Regions from separate parts of the Homo sapiens genome. Here regions 2 and 3 are each linked to region 1. Evidence: chromatin contacts called from ENCODE Hi-C or POLR2A ChIA-PET data. All regions are on one chromosome and are shown on one strand. Each heading gives the region's core, a stretch centred on a gene start or an enhancer-like site at or near the end of the contact. The rest is flanking DNA. Distances are from core to core; before and after follow the strand shown.

Region 1 (4,121 bases), core at 28-2,527:
TGTCATTGTCCTTTCTCCGTGCAGGTCTGGAATACCAAAATTCAACACACTAAGTCAAATGCCAACATCTTGCAAGTCCCACATACAGGTGCATTCTCATACTACTTGTTGAGCCAATTCAGATCTTCCCAAACTACACTACAAAGATGCCATTACATGTGCAGTGAAGAGCTAGTCCAAGCCCTAATTGAATCCTTTATGAGTGAACATTAACGTCTTCTTCTGTCGTAATAAATTTCTGTTCACACTTGAATCCCAACAGAAAGCTGCCGGAAGCGACTGGCTGGGATTCCCATTTCAGTTTTCCTGTTGTGTGTAGGTGTAAGACCATCGTTATTACAGCGTTAAGAAATTTTAATTTTTCCGGCAACATGCAGCCGACCCGTTCCAAAGAATTCCCTGAACTCCGCGGCTGACAACTAACTCCCTTAACTCACTTCCAACCCCTACAGGCAGTCTGGAAAGATTAGTCACCTCCTCTAGCCAGGCGGTCCCGCTCCAACACCTCACTCTTACACCCTACACAGAGCAGATGAGCGTCTCGGCCACCTCCACAAACCAAATGCCAATCTGAGGTGTGTGTCACCCCTGAATTTCCCACATTCTGAAAGAGACCCTCCTCTTAGTGGAGCTTTCTGCCGTGGGGCTGAGGAGTAGCAGCTCCCAGCGTCCCGTGGAAGGAAACTCCCAGAGAAGAGCAAGCGCTCGCGCTCCCACCCGGAGCAGGCTGTGCTGATTACAACGGCGGGAAATGCCTGTCCAGAGCTGGTTTCGCCAAGGCCTTTCAAGTAGAGACTCTAGGACCAGTCCGTGACAAGCACGCCGGCCGGCACTGCTCCGGGTCCCAGACCAGCTCGTGCGGGCCAGAGCCGGGGACATGGCTAGGGAGGGATCCCCGGGGGCCCGGCTCGGCCCACTCTCCCACCCTACGCTGAGCCCCCCGTGAGTCAGCAGCCGGCGAGGGGACCCGGGGATTGCCTCAAGCCCTCCCACAAGAGTGAGACCTGGGAGGCTCTGGGGAGCTCCGAGCGGCCTGCGCCCCCGGCCCGGCCCCCCTCACACAGTGAGTCAGCAGCATCAGAGCCGGCTAGCCGGGCCCCTCTCCGCTGCCGCCGACCGACATAAGCCGAGCTGGGCCGGCGGGGCCGGGGAGGCGGCGCGGCGACCTTTACCGATGGAGTGGAGGATGTCGATGGAGGCCTCCCGGTCGGTGCTGAGTAGAGACTGGGCTCTCTGGAACTCCACCACCGCCGCCGCCGCCATCTTACCGCTCTCACACCGTCCCCGGCCGCGGCCGCCGACGCCGGAAACACACACCCGGAAAGCCCGCCCTCGGGTCCCTCCGCCTGTAGCTCCCGTGGCTCCGTTCCCAGAGCACTCCGGGAGTTGTAGTCTCTCCGCCGGGCGCGGGCTGAGGGGTGGGGAGAGCGGGACCGCCTCGCAGGTGGGCTGCAAGCTCCCCAGCGCCTCCTAGCGGGCGGCCGGCGAGGAAAAGAGGCGGTGCCCCGCAGTGGGAGCTCTAGATCGGTCCCCGCCCACCCCAAAAGAGGCTTCTTGATTCCGGCCCCGCTCGCGCACCCCTGAGAGGGGTTCCTGAGTACTGGGCTAGGTATTGAGTCAAAGCTGCGTGGCTTTCTTTGCGGCTTCCACGATTTAACCATTCATTCGGGACGATAAGTGACCTTATAAAGTGCTCGCTATGTGGCAAAGAATAGCACCATTCGAATGCGTTCCAGTGTCTGACGCCTGTGCGCCGCACACACGCTTTCCAGGCTTGACTCCCGCAGAACGCTGGCCGGCAGGTGGGCAAACCCGCCAGGACCGGAGAAAACTGTCCTCACGCGCCCATTTAACCTTGGGACAGTGCTGGACGTGATGAAGTGAAACATCACCTTTGCTCCATTCACGCCACAAATACCTCTTGGGAATCCACAGAAGCCTCACCCAGCTCCCCAGCTCAAAGAAAAAAAAAAAAAAAGGAAGGAAGGAAGGGAGGGAGGGAGGGACGGAGGAAGGAAAAAATTGAATTATTCTTCCCAATATCTTCAGCCCCTTCAACTAAAGTCACAGATATCAGTGAAGACGTCGTGTGGACGGAAAAATGACATTCTATGAGACCACTTAGGGTTAAACTTAAGAAAGGTGCTAAAAGGATACAAAGACAATTCAGTATTAAGGAAGACCTTTCTCTAGGTGATGACGATCCAAAAATGGAATGTGCTGTCCCATAAAAGGAGGCAAAAAGGGGACTAACATTGCACACCCTCCTCTGTAAGTGGATTAGGCCATTTATATTCCTCTATCTCCTTTTATTCTCCCAACAATGTTCTGTAAAGCAGATATTTACTCCCCTTTAATATGTGAGGAAACAGGGGTTTGAGTTATTTGGTGAAGCTCAAATCGTGATTGGGAGAGATAAGAGCTGCCGGTTAGGGAATGCCTTCCTAATTCCTGGGTGTGTTCACGTGAAAAGTAGTTGACATCTCATCAGGTTGTTGTAAACAGGATTCATGACTTTGATGGAGAGTTGGATTAAATGGCTTCTAGCAAGGCGCGGTGGCTCATGCCTGTAATCCCAGCACTTTGGGAGGGCGAGGTGGGCATATCGCTTGAGCCCAGGAGTTTGAGACTAGCCTGGGCAACATAGACCCCCGACTCTACTAAAAATACAAAAATTATCCGGGCATGGTGGCGCACGCCTGTAGTCTCAGCTACTTGGGAGGCTGAGGTGGGAGGCTTTAGAAGAAATCATAGGAGAGGATAGAGTGCTGGCCTCACTACAAAGAGGGAGTACCATAAAACAGTGGACCCCAACATTTTTGGCACCAGGGACCAGTTTTGTGGAAGACAATTTTTCCACGGATGTGAGGAGGGGGGATGGTTTTGGGATGAAACCGTTCCACCTCAGATCATCAGGCATTAGATTCTCATAAGGAGCAGGCAACCTAAATCCCTGGCATGCTCAGTTCACAATAGGGTTTGCCTCCTATGAGAATATAATGCTGCAGCTGATCTGACAGGGGGCGGAGCTCAGGCAGTAATGCTGGCTCCCCAGCCGCTCACCTCCTGCTGTGAGGCCTGATTCCTAACAGGCCACTGACCAGTAGTGGTCCTTGGCCCAGGGTTGGGGACCCCCACTGTAAAAGACTAGGAGTGTCTGCCAGATCTTTCTCCCAAGCTAGTGAGTCTTGCTGACTGTGGAAACTTATGAGCCCATCCCTGTGTGATCATCATGGTGAAAGTTTTGAGATGAACTAGACATGTCTCTTGAGGAGTTTGGCATGTGTGCACATTCATGAAGATGGGCACCCACTTCTAGCCTGCAGAATTCTGAATTAGGGAAGCTGGCTGGCACACTCTACAATAGGACAGGGAGAAAAGGCAACAATAGGGTAGCTTCCACTCCCTGTGTTTGACATGGCAAGGTTCTTATGAGCCAAGAGGATGCTGAAAAGGTAGATCATCCGGGACCTTCTTAAAGGAACCTATTCAGTAGGACCGTATGCTAGTGTAAGGAGACCCAGAAATAAGTTGATGGAAGTGTGGACTTCAGGAGGCAGTCACTGATGGGAGTCTTGAGATCCACAGGTAGATCCTCCAAAGAACACAAGAATACATAAATGCTCCCAACGAGAAAGAACCAGCACCTGGGTCTCTGCCTCTGACGTCATCAGTCATGTAAGAGAAGAGACCTTGACCTCTTTTAATTCCTCCTACTTCTCTGCTTTCACCAAAACCTCCTCCACCCTGGAGGAAACCCAGAAACAGCAGAGTGAGAGGGTGGAGAATGAAAAGAGTGAAACTGCAGACCAAACACAAATTTTCAACTGCCTGAGACTTAGAGACAGGGGAAAAGCTTTAAGTTAGATATGAAATTAAAGTTTTGCTTTAGGCTAGACTGGACTTTCAATCATTATAAATGGCATAAAAGAGATTTAGGGGCCAGGTGCAGTGGTTCATGCCTGTAATCTCAGCACTTTGGGAGGCTGAGGCGGGCGGATCACGAGGTCAGGAGTTTGAGACCAGCCTGGCCAACATGGCAAAACCCCGTCTCTACTGAAAGTACAAAAAAATTAGCCAGGCATGGTGGTGTGTGCCTGTAATCCCAGCTAGTCAGGAGG
Region 2 (4,168 bases), core at 586-3,085, 4.1 Mb after region 1:
ATAACAAAGGTGGATTTCATACTAATTGCTATATAGTATATGAATCAATTGGAGGGTTGCAAGCAGGGGAGTGATATGATCTGACTTGCTTGTAGTGTATTTTGAAAAGATAACTTGCTGCTGGGTAGAGAATGAATTGTAAAGGTGCAAGAGAGAAAGTGGGAAGACCAGAGGAAGCAGTAGTCTAGGCAAGAAGAGATGATGGCAGCCTGGACCACATTGGTAATAATGGAGACAGAAAAAAAGTGGAATGATTTCACCGAATGCTCATCACATGCAGGAGTTTACAGTTGCTCATGCCTTGTAAGTGCAACCCAGAAGCAGGGCACTGGTTTCCCAAGTTTACCGCTGTGTTCCCCTAATGGTGCTCAGCACAATGCCATGCACATTTTAAGTATTTAACATACGTCAGTTTGTTAGACTGAAATTGTCCCTGAAAAGATTTAGGTAAGTCCCTGGGAAGAATGTCCAAGGAAGTGGACAGCCAGCGTGGGTGCTGTGTGAAGCAGTGAATTCCTTTGGCGGCTTGTCTGGGAGACTCTTTCATTTGCCACAGGGGTTGGGTATGGGAGGTGAGCCCTCACCAGGAGGTTGCCAATGACTAAGAAACACTAGAATGGTATGAGATCACCTTCCCTTTTCCCGCCCACCTCAAAGGAATAAATCCACCTCTCTAACAGGTATTAGCAAGTTCCCTGTGTATTTTGTGTCTAGTCCTAGTTTTCCCAGGATCAGAGAAAGCACACATACATGTTCTGCCAATGCAAAGGAGCTCAAAGGATAGGCCTGCCAAGAGAGGTCGGCGGATCCAGAGCTAATCTCTTCCTTTCCTACAAAGCAATTGCTTTGAGCCCCTGGATGACGTCAATCACATTCCGCCCAGACCAATGGGTTCCAGGAATTCTGTGGCAGGTGACGCCCCAGAAAGTAATTCCAGTGAGAATGAAGTTTCCACTGATAGCCACAGTGCTCTTCCTTCCGCACTTTGTGTGTGGATATTTGGGGATGCCCGGGGCTAAGGGCGGATCCGTGGCTCACGCAACGAAGCTAATGGGAACCCAAGCACAACAAAGGGCAAACAGCCGCGGAGGTGGAAAGAGGAGGGGTCTAAAAGGAAGAAGGACCCAGAAATCCGTCAGACACGGAGGACGGCGGGAGGAAAGCTGAGGGCTAGAGTGGCGGATCTAGCAGAAACCCTAGGTGTAAAGGTTAAGCGTCACCCAAAAAGTCCTGGGAAATGTGGCCGGTGTGGGCTCTTCTCTAGCCCGGACCACTCCTCACTACCGAGAAACCCACACCGGTTCTCACGCCCACCCTCCGTGGGAGATCGGAGCTCTCCATCTCCCCTACGCCGCCCGCGCCTTTTCCCCCAGGACCCGGCCGGGCTCGCTCTACTCCAGCAGGGGCCGTCCATCCCTTCCCCGAGGGCATCGGCGGGCCCGGCTCTCACCGTCCCCGGGGGCGCCTCTCCTCTCAGCTGGGTGGCCAGCGGACTCCGAGCCGCCCCTAGCCTGCAGCCGCCTGCCCCTCAGCAGTCCCAAGCTGTGAGCTCACATCCTGCGCTCGTCGACTCCGCCCGGAGTGCTGCCCAGCCCAGCCGGCTGGGGAGCCTGAGACTACAAGTCCCTGCATGCATAGCGCTCTATCCGGGAAAGGGTGGAGGCGGAATCCCCCGAGGGTCTTCGCGGAGAGAGCAGAGCTACTTCTGGCCGCCTTGCCGGCGCTAAGGCTTCTGGGTCTTGTAGGCCGGGCCTCCCCTCGGGCCTCTGTTTCCCAGCAGGCTCTGTGGAATGGGGGCTGTAAGTGCTTCCGGAGTCAGGAAGGTAGTGACGTCATAGGTAAACAGGCTCTGTATCCGTGGCAGCGGCCGTGGCAGGCTGGCTGGGTACCGGCTGTCGCTGACCCAGGAGAAGCTGCCTGTCTACATCAGCCTGGGCTGCAGCGCGCTGCCGCCGCGGGGCCGGCAGGTAGGCTGACCTCGGGTCGGGGGACGCGGGCGGACCAGGGGCGAGAGGAGCCTGACAGGCCCGCGTCCTGAGGAAAGGCAGTACCGGGCGGGGAGAGACGTGGGAATTCCGCCCCACTCTCAGGGGGGCGCTTTCACACCCAGCTTAGGCCTGGAGTTTGATGCGTTGATGCTTGCCACGATCTTACGAGGAAACTGCGGCTCGGATAAGTTCGGGGAGTTTACATAGTAAAGAGTCGGCTCGCAGTGCCTCGCATGCATCTGGGAGAGCCGGGGCGCAGAAAGTATGCCACCGCCTCATGCTCAGGGAGCTTAGTCCCAGCTCTTGGGCCAGGTGTTGCTCAGATGCTCAGACACGCGTGTGATGGGAGTTGGTAGATAATCTGTGAACTCTTTCCCTGCACCTCTTCTTCCATCTTACCTATCTCTTTAAGCCAGCCCTTCCAATCAGATAGGTGGGCCAAGCCAGATTCATGGGAGTCATGCCTGACTTGTTTTTCTCTTATCCCCAAACCCCCACATTCAGTCAGTCCATTGCTAAGCCCCATCACCTCGACTTACAAAACATCTCAACTCGGAACACTTGTGTTCGGCTGCCAGCCTTGGTTACTGCAATAGTCTCCTGTTTCCACGGTCATTCATTCCACAAACATTTACTGAGTGCCAGTTATGTGTGGGCACCATGCTAGGTGCTAGGGTTAGAGTGATGAACAAGAAGGTACTTGGGGCTTTGCCCTCTCTTGTTCCCTCCAATCGGTTCTCTCAGGCTGAGCAAGAGTGATCTTTCTAAGTCTGATTTTGTTGGTCTGCTGAGAACCCGCTGGCTGTCCCATTACCCTTCTGATAAAATCCAAGCTCATGACTGCGTCTTTCAGAGCCTTCGGTGATCCAGCTGTTGTCTCCCTGTCTAGCCTCATTCTGTTCCCTTCTCTTGCTCAGTCTCTGTTCTCGGAATGCATCAAATTTCCTGTTGCCTCAGGATCTTCACATACGTGTTTCCTTCTGCCTGCAATGCCTTGCTTCCCCTTTCACTTGACATACTTTTGGACAGTCTTTAGGTCTGTTTAAGTGTCATTTTTTTCAGAAGGCCTCTGTTGGCCCTCCCCTCCAAGTCCGCCCCCCATGAACTGTGTCCTCCTGCAGCACTTCACACAGCACCATGTACTTTTCCTTATAGTAATATCACGATTTGTGATTATTTCTTTACCATCTGTCCAGAGGCATTGTTTTCACTAGTCTGTCCCCAGAGCAGGGACTGAGTGGATGTTTCTGAATAAATGCATGCTCTCAGGGAAGGGGGTGGAAGTTGAAGCAGATATTTGCTCCCTCATGTTACTTCAATCTTTCTGGAGCAGCTGGTCAGATTAATGACCTGTAGCTGCGAAAGACAGATTTTTTGGTTTTTTTTTTGAGACAGGGTCTCACTCTGTTGCCCAGGCTGGAGTGCAGTGGTGTGAACACGGCTCACTGCAGCCTCCACCTCCTGGGCTTAAGCGATCCTCCCAGCTTACCCTCCCAAGTAGCTGGGACTACAGGCACCTGTCACCAGGTCTGGCTATCTTAGAAATCTTTTGTAGAGACGGTATTTTGCCACATTGCCCAGGCTGGTTTCAGACTCCTGTGCCCAAGTGATCCTCCCACCTCAGTCTCCCAAAGTGCTGGGATTACAGGCATGAGCTACTGCACTGGCCAGATCTTTTTAAAAAGCCCTATTTTAAGGAAGCTACAGATGAACAAAATGCTTCAAAAGGATGATGCTAGCTCACTTACATCAGTGGATTCCAGTGAGGCCAAAGGCCAGAGTCGTCTACAGACAGCTCATAGACATGTATTAGTTGGCCCATGCAGTGTTGGATGTGGGTTTTCCCCCTTACTTAAAATTTTTGGATTACATACCAACATTGAGGTACTGGATTTCTGGTCATCTTAAAAACCAGAAGTTCTGGAAACAGTGAGACTTGATTATTTTCCAGCCATTGCTCCTCCTTGGCACACCTGCCCTGGACAGCCAACCCCAGAATCACCCCATTCAGAACAGGACTTCTCTAAGGAAGCCAGAAGGGAAACAGCTGAGGCTGGGGGCAGTGGGGGCAGAGGGAAGGGGCTGGTGCAAGTCCAGGTGATGGTAGACTTTGGAGCACCTGGGTTTTAGAATTGGCATAGCAGCCAATTGCTAGATGTAAGTAGCATTGCCTCCCTTTT
Region 3 (3,987 bases), core at 185-2,684, 4.1 Mb after region 1:
AACAGCAATATGAAAACTAACCCACCCTGTATATGTTTGAGCTTATAATTTAACTCAACTCTCTCAACAGTTGAGGAGGATATAGAGCCCTGACCTGCCCAAGTCACCTCCAGTTCTTGGAAGAACCAAGTCCCCAGACTGCAACTTGCTACACGCTACCTACGCTTTTCCCATGCAAAAGGAGGTCAGAGGTCTTCCAGTTGTGTTTGGTTCTAGAAGCAAACAAAAAAGAGTGACTTATGGGAGTGGTAGAACATTCTTGAGCCGTGGCCTTTTTGGGAGAGTTAGGCCCCTTGAAAAGTCGATGGAAGCTATATTCTCCTTGCAGGAAACAAAAGGCACACACACTTGCACCCATTTTTGGGAGTTCATGACCCTCAGGTAAAGAACCCCTCCTCGGCAGATAAAAAGCATTTAAGGAAAAACAGACGCAAAATAAAATCTTCGGGTAGACAAGTCAGTCCTGCCTACAGTTATAGATAAGATGGAGAAACAAAACTGAGGACAGGAATTCCATGGAAGAAGGTCACAGGGTCCAGATACGAGAAAAAAACCTCAACGAACCGGGAAACTAAAACTATAGCTTTGAAGAAAAAAACAAAGCATTAAAGCAGAGTTTGGGGTTGAAAGAATGCTCTCCAACAACCAGGAAATCGGGATTTTCACCTTTATTTTTACTCAGGAGATCATTGTTACTCGAACCCAATATTGAAGAGCCAATCTGAAAAGATGGCAATTTACTCCTGAGCTCTGGAAGTTGCTGGAACCTGATCTCGAAGCAGTGACGATCTGTGAACGCCCCAGCTGCACCAACCAAGGTGCTAAACCTTCAGACAGGTCTATTTCTACTCGGATTTTTTCTTTGGGATCAGACTGGTATTTTAAAGCCCTTCCAAACAAACAAACAAAAAACCAGAAGCTTAAAGCAAACCTAACATGTGACTTTGGACACCACTTCATCCAGACTACTTCCCTCAGACACTGACAACCGGCCAGAGGTGGAATCGCGGGAAACCTTAAACCCAGGGAAGAAGTGACTTTAAAGGAAACAAAGCGTTCGCCCCCGCCGCTTGGGAGAAGGGGCTGGGATAGAGACAAAGCCCGAGGAAAACACCGAACTAAAGTTGGGTTAGGAGCGGGGGAGGCATGGGCAGGACCCGAGAGAGGCAACTGGAACCCAGAGTGCGCGAGCGCGGAGGAGGTGAAGGCCCTGTGGACGCAGCGCCGGGAGAGCCTCAGCGGGCCGGGATAAGAGGGGCGCCCCTCACCTCGACTGGGTAGAGCTCGCGCGGCAGCACCGCCTGCAGGTCCATGAACAGGGTGATGGGGATGTGGCTGAGGAAGTAGAGGCCCAGCAGCCACTCCACGCAGCGCCTGGTTGCCGGAGCCCCCATAGTCTGTCGGTTGGGCCTGGACCCGCTGATGTGAGAAGAGGGGCCAAATCCGCGCGCCTTCCCAGACCCACGCGCCTCGGTCGCCGCCTTGCCCCCGCGAGGGCTAGGCAGACCGCTTCCATTGGCTGGCGAGAAGAGGAGGCTCGTGGACAGGGGGCGGCACTCCCCACAGGGCGCACCCATTGGTCCGTATAAGTATAGCGCGTGGAGAAGGCGTCTCGTAAGCCATTTCCATTGGCCGCCAGGAGCGCCGTGTGGGCGGGGCTTAGTCACGCCGTTCGGCGCGCGGCTACTCAGTGTAGATTGCGGTTGTGAGCGCGAGCCTAGCGTTTCGGTGCTGGCCGCGTGGTATCCTGGTGTCCCGGCAGCTGCCGGCGGCGCTCCCTTCCCTCGTGGCTCCGTTCGCCACTACAACAGCAGTATGAAAACTGCACTGGCCCTTGGGCCTTCTGCAGTAAGTCAGCATTAAAAAAATAAAGCTGACGCTGTGCACGGTGGGTCATGCCTGTAATGTCTGCACTTTGGGAGCCCGAGGCAGGAGGATGGCTTGAGCCCAGAAGACCAGCCTGGGTAACTTAGTAAGACATTATCTCTACAAAAAATAAAAAATTAGCCAGGTGTGGTGGTGTGCACCTGTAGTCCTAGCTAGTTCGTGTACTAGTGACCAGCGCCTGTGCTGGGCCGCGGTACCCCGGTGCAGTGCGGCCGTCACGGAGCAGGGGTCGCAGAGCGGGGCACGAGCGCCGCGGTGCAGGTTCCCGGCCCAGCCGGGGTTGCGGGTCTGGGGAGGCAGCTGGCCGCGGTGAACAAAGAAGCAGAGGGGAGGACTCGAGGGACGTAGGAGGCAGTAAAATGGACAGGAATCCTCACCGGCTGTGGAGCATGAGGGAAGGTCAAGGATTCGTTTACACGTTCAGCAAATACTGATGTTCATCTCCACGCTGGGCGCAGGCCTGTCTCGGGGCAGGATCGCCGAGGCTGCCATTTGCTAAGAGGGGACACAGGGCAAGGGAGTGCGAGGAAGGAATGCAGCTTGGACTACGTGGACCTTGAGTGGGCTGCAGCGTTGGGTGGAGGAGGCAGTTGGGTGAGCCTGTCTGGAGTCGTAAGCTTGTGAGGCATCCGCCTTTGATGGCGAGCAGAGGGCCTGGGAGAGATCCTGGGGGAGCTCCAGCCTCAGGTCATGGGAGGAGGGGACTGAGATAGGAGCGTACTAGCAGGGGGCTATGTCACAGGGAGGGGCAGCCTGTCAACACTGAGTGATGCCCGCCTGTGGCCCTGTGGGGAACAGTTGTGTCGTGGGGGCAGGAGCCAGGGAGTAAGAAAGTGGGGAAATGGAGGCAGGAAGTGTAGACAGCTGGTCACGAAGGGGAGAAGACATGGGGCAGTAGCTGGAGAGAGATGCACTCGAGAGTTTATTTTGCAGGTGAGAAAGACTTGAGCTAGTTTAGTTTTGACAGTGGGAGAGGTTACCCCTACTCGAGAAGAGCAGGAAATGCGGCTCAAAGCCCTGGAGGAGGCGGAGGGAATGGAAGGATTGGGGTGGGTTAGGTGGGTGCACTGCGCTCCGCCCAGCTTCCCCTTCCCTTGGGGCGCTGTGGGCTAGGACAGAGGGATTATGGCAGTGTTGAAGGCCCAGCTGAGGTGGGGGGCCGCTGACCCGGAGGCCCCAATCTCTTAGGCTGTGTGCTTTGCATTTCTCTAGTGCGGGGTCTACCCAGAAGAAGGCTGTTGGACCCCTACAGAGTTTGGGTTCAGAAAAGCGAAAGGTGGCTTTGAAGAGCTGAAGAAGAGTGATTGAGGTGCAGAAGGTTGCAGTTCAAGCTAGGTAGGGGGAGAGGGAGAGGTGAGGCCAAAGGGGGCTGTAAGACAGGGAGACAGTGGAGGCCTGCTGAGGAACACGTGCCAGCGTGATGGGAGTCACTGGGCCGGAAGGGTGGGAGCTTATGAGGAGGGCGTGCAATACCTGAATTCCTGGGGTCAGGAAGAGGTTCTGCCCGTGGGAGTGTGCGGCTGAAATGGAGTGGAGGGGAAGGTCTTTGGAGATGAGGTCAAGGGAAGGCCACCCAGGGTGGTGGTGGCGAAAATGCCACTGCACACGGGGGAGTAACCAGAAGGAAGGTGAGCATGGGATGAGAGTGGAGGGGAAACTGTGTGGACATGGCCTTGCGGAGGGAGGAGGCCGCTTATCCTGACCTTGAAGGGTGCGAGAAGGTGAATAGCCTGCGCTGGAGAGGGCTGTGGGGAAGCTGAGTCCTCAGCCAAGTGCCAGTTACTGGGGGAGGTAACAGTGGAGGGGTTTGGCTGGAGAGGAGGAGGAGCAGGTTGGAAGGAGACAGTAGGAGAAATGTGGAGGTCTTTGGGTGGGGAGCAGGGGATGAACAGCATGGGTGGCTGAGCATCGTGAGGGCACACAGTTCTGGCGTCCCCCAAGTCTCAGGTCAGCCTTGCCCAGGACCACAGAGCCGGCAGCCACAGGGAGGCAGGGGTGTTCAGGGCTGTTTGTCCTGCTCCGAGGGGGGAGCCGGGCTCCATGGAGAGAACACTCTACCAGGGGCTCAGGAGGGAGGACTCAGAATTAGCTGCTGCTTTT

Evidence for each region. Hi-C counts contacts between places; a loop is a spot of excess contacts on that map. ChIA-PET counts read pairs that join two places held with the same protein, here RNA polymerase II (POLR2A). Pooled maps may share reads with other maps.
Region 2: a loop to region 1 is called in a map of CD4-positive, alpha-beta T cell, with 6 times the contacts of the local background. The contact joins the promoter of IFT20 here to the promoter of PSMD11 in region 1. A Hi-C loop is called at or near these places in 2 of 168 maps with a recorded cell type or tissue (CD4-positive, alpha-beta T cell and CD8-positive, alpha-beta T cell) and 6 of 50 pooled maps. POLR2A ChIA-PET finds 5 or more read pairs at or near these places in 1 of 52 experiments (CD4-positive, alpha-beta T cell).
Region 3: a pooled map shows a loop between it and region 1 (13-fold over the local background). The contact joins the promoter of TMEM97 here to the promoter of PSMD11 in region 1. A Hi-C loop is called at or near these places in 4 of 50 pooled maps.

The regions. Positions count from the first base shown.
Region 1 is chr17:32,441,666-32,445,786 of GRCh38, reverse strand. PSMD11 (proteasome 26S subunit, non-ATPase 11) reads right to left here and starts at 1,277. Exons shown (of 14, transcript NM_002815.4): 1 at 1,173-1,277. The coding sequence starts at 1,263. RefSeq lists enhancers at 1,188-1,267, 881-1,496 and a silencer at 1,388-1,557.
Region 2 is chr17:28,333,139-28,337,306 of GRCh38, reverse strand. IFT20 (intraflagellar transport 20) reads left to right here and starts at 1,835. Exons shown (of 5, transcript NM_001267776.2): 1 at 1,835-1,967. TNFAIP1 (TNF alpha induced protein 1) reads right to left here and starts at 1,546. Exons shown (of 7, transcript NM_021137.5): 1 at 1,451-1,546. RefSeq lists silencers at 1,404-1,453, 1,947-2,138 and an enhancer at 1,494-2,023.
Region 3 is chr17:28,316,647-28,320,633 of GRCh38, reverse strand. TMEM97 (transmembrane protein 97) reads right to left here and starts at 1,434. Exons shown (of 3, transcript NM_014573.3): 1 at 1,269-1,434. The coding sequence starts at 1,394. RefSeq lists enhancers at 1,311-1,370, 1,851-2,110, 2,330-3,155.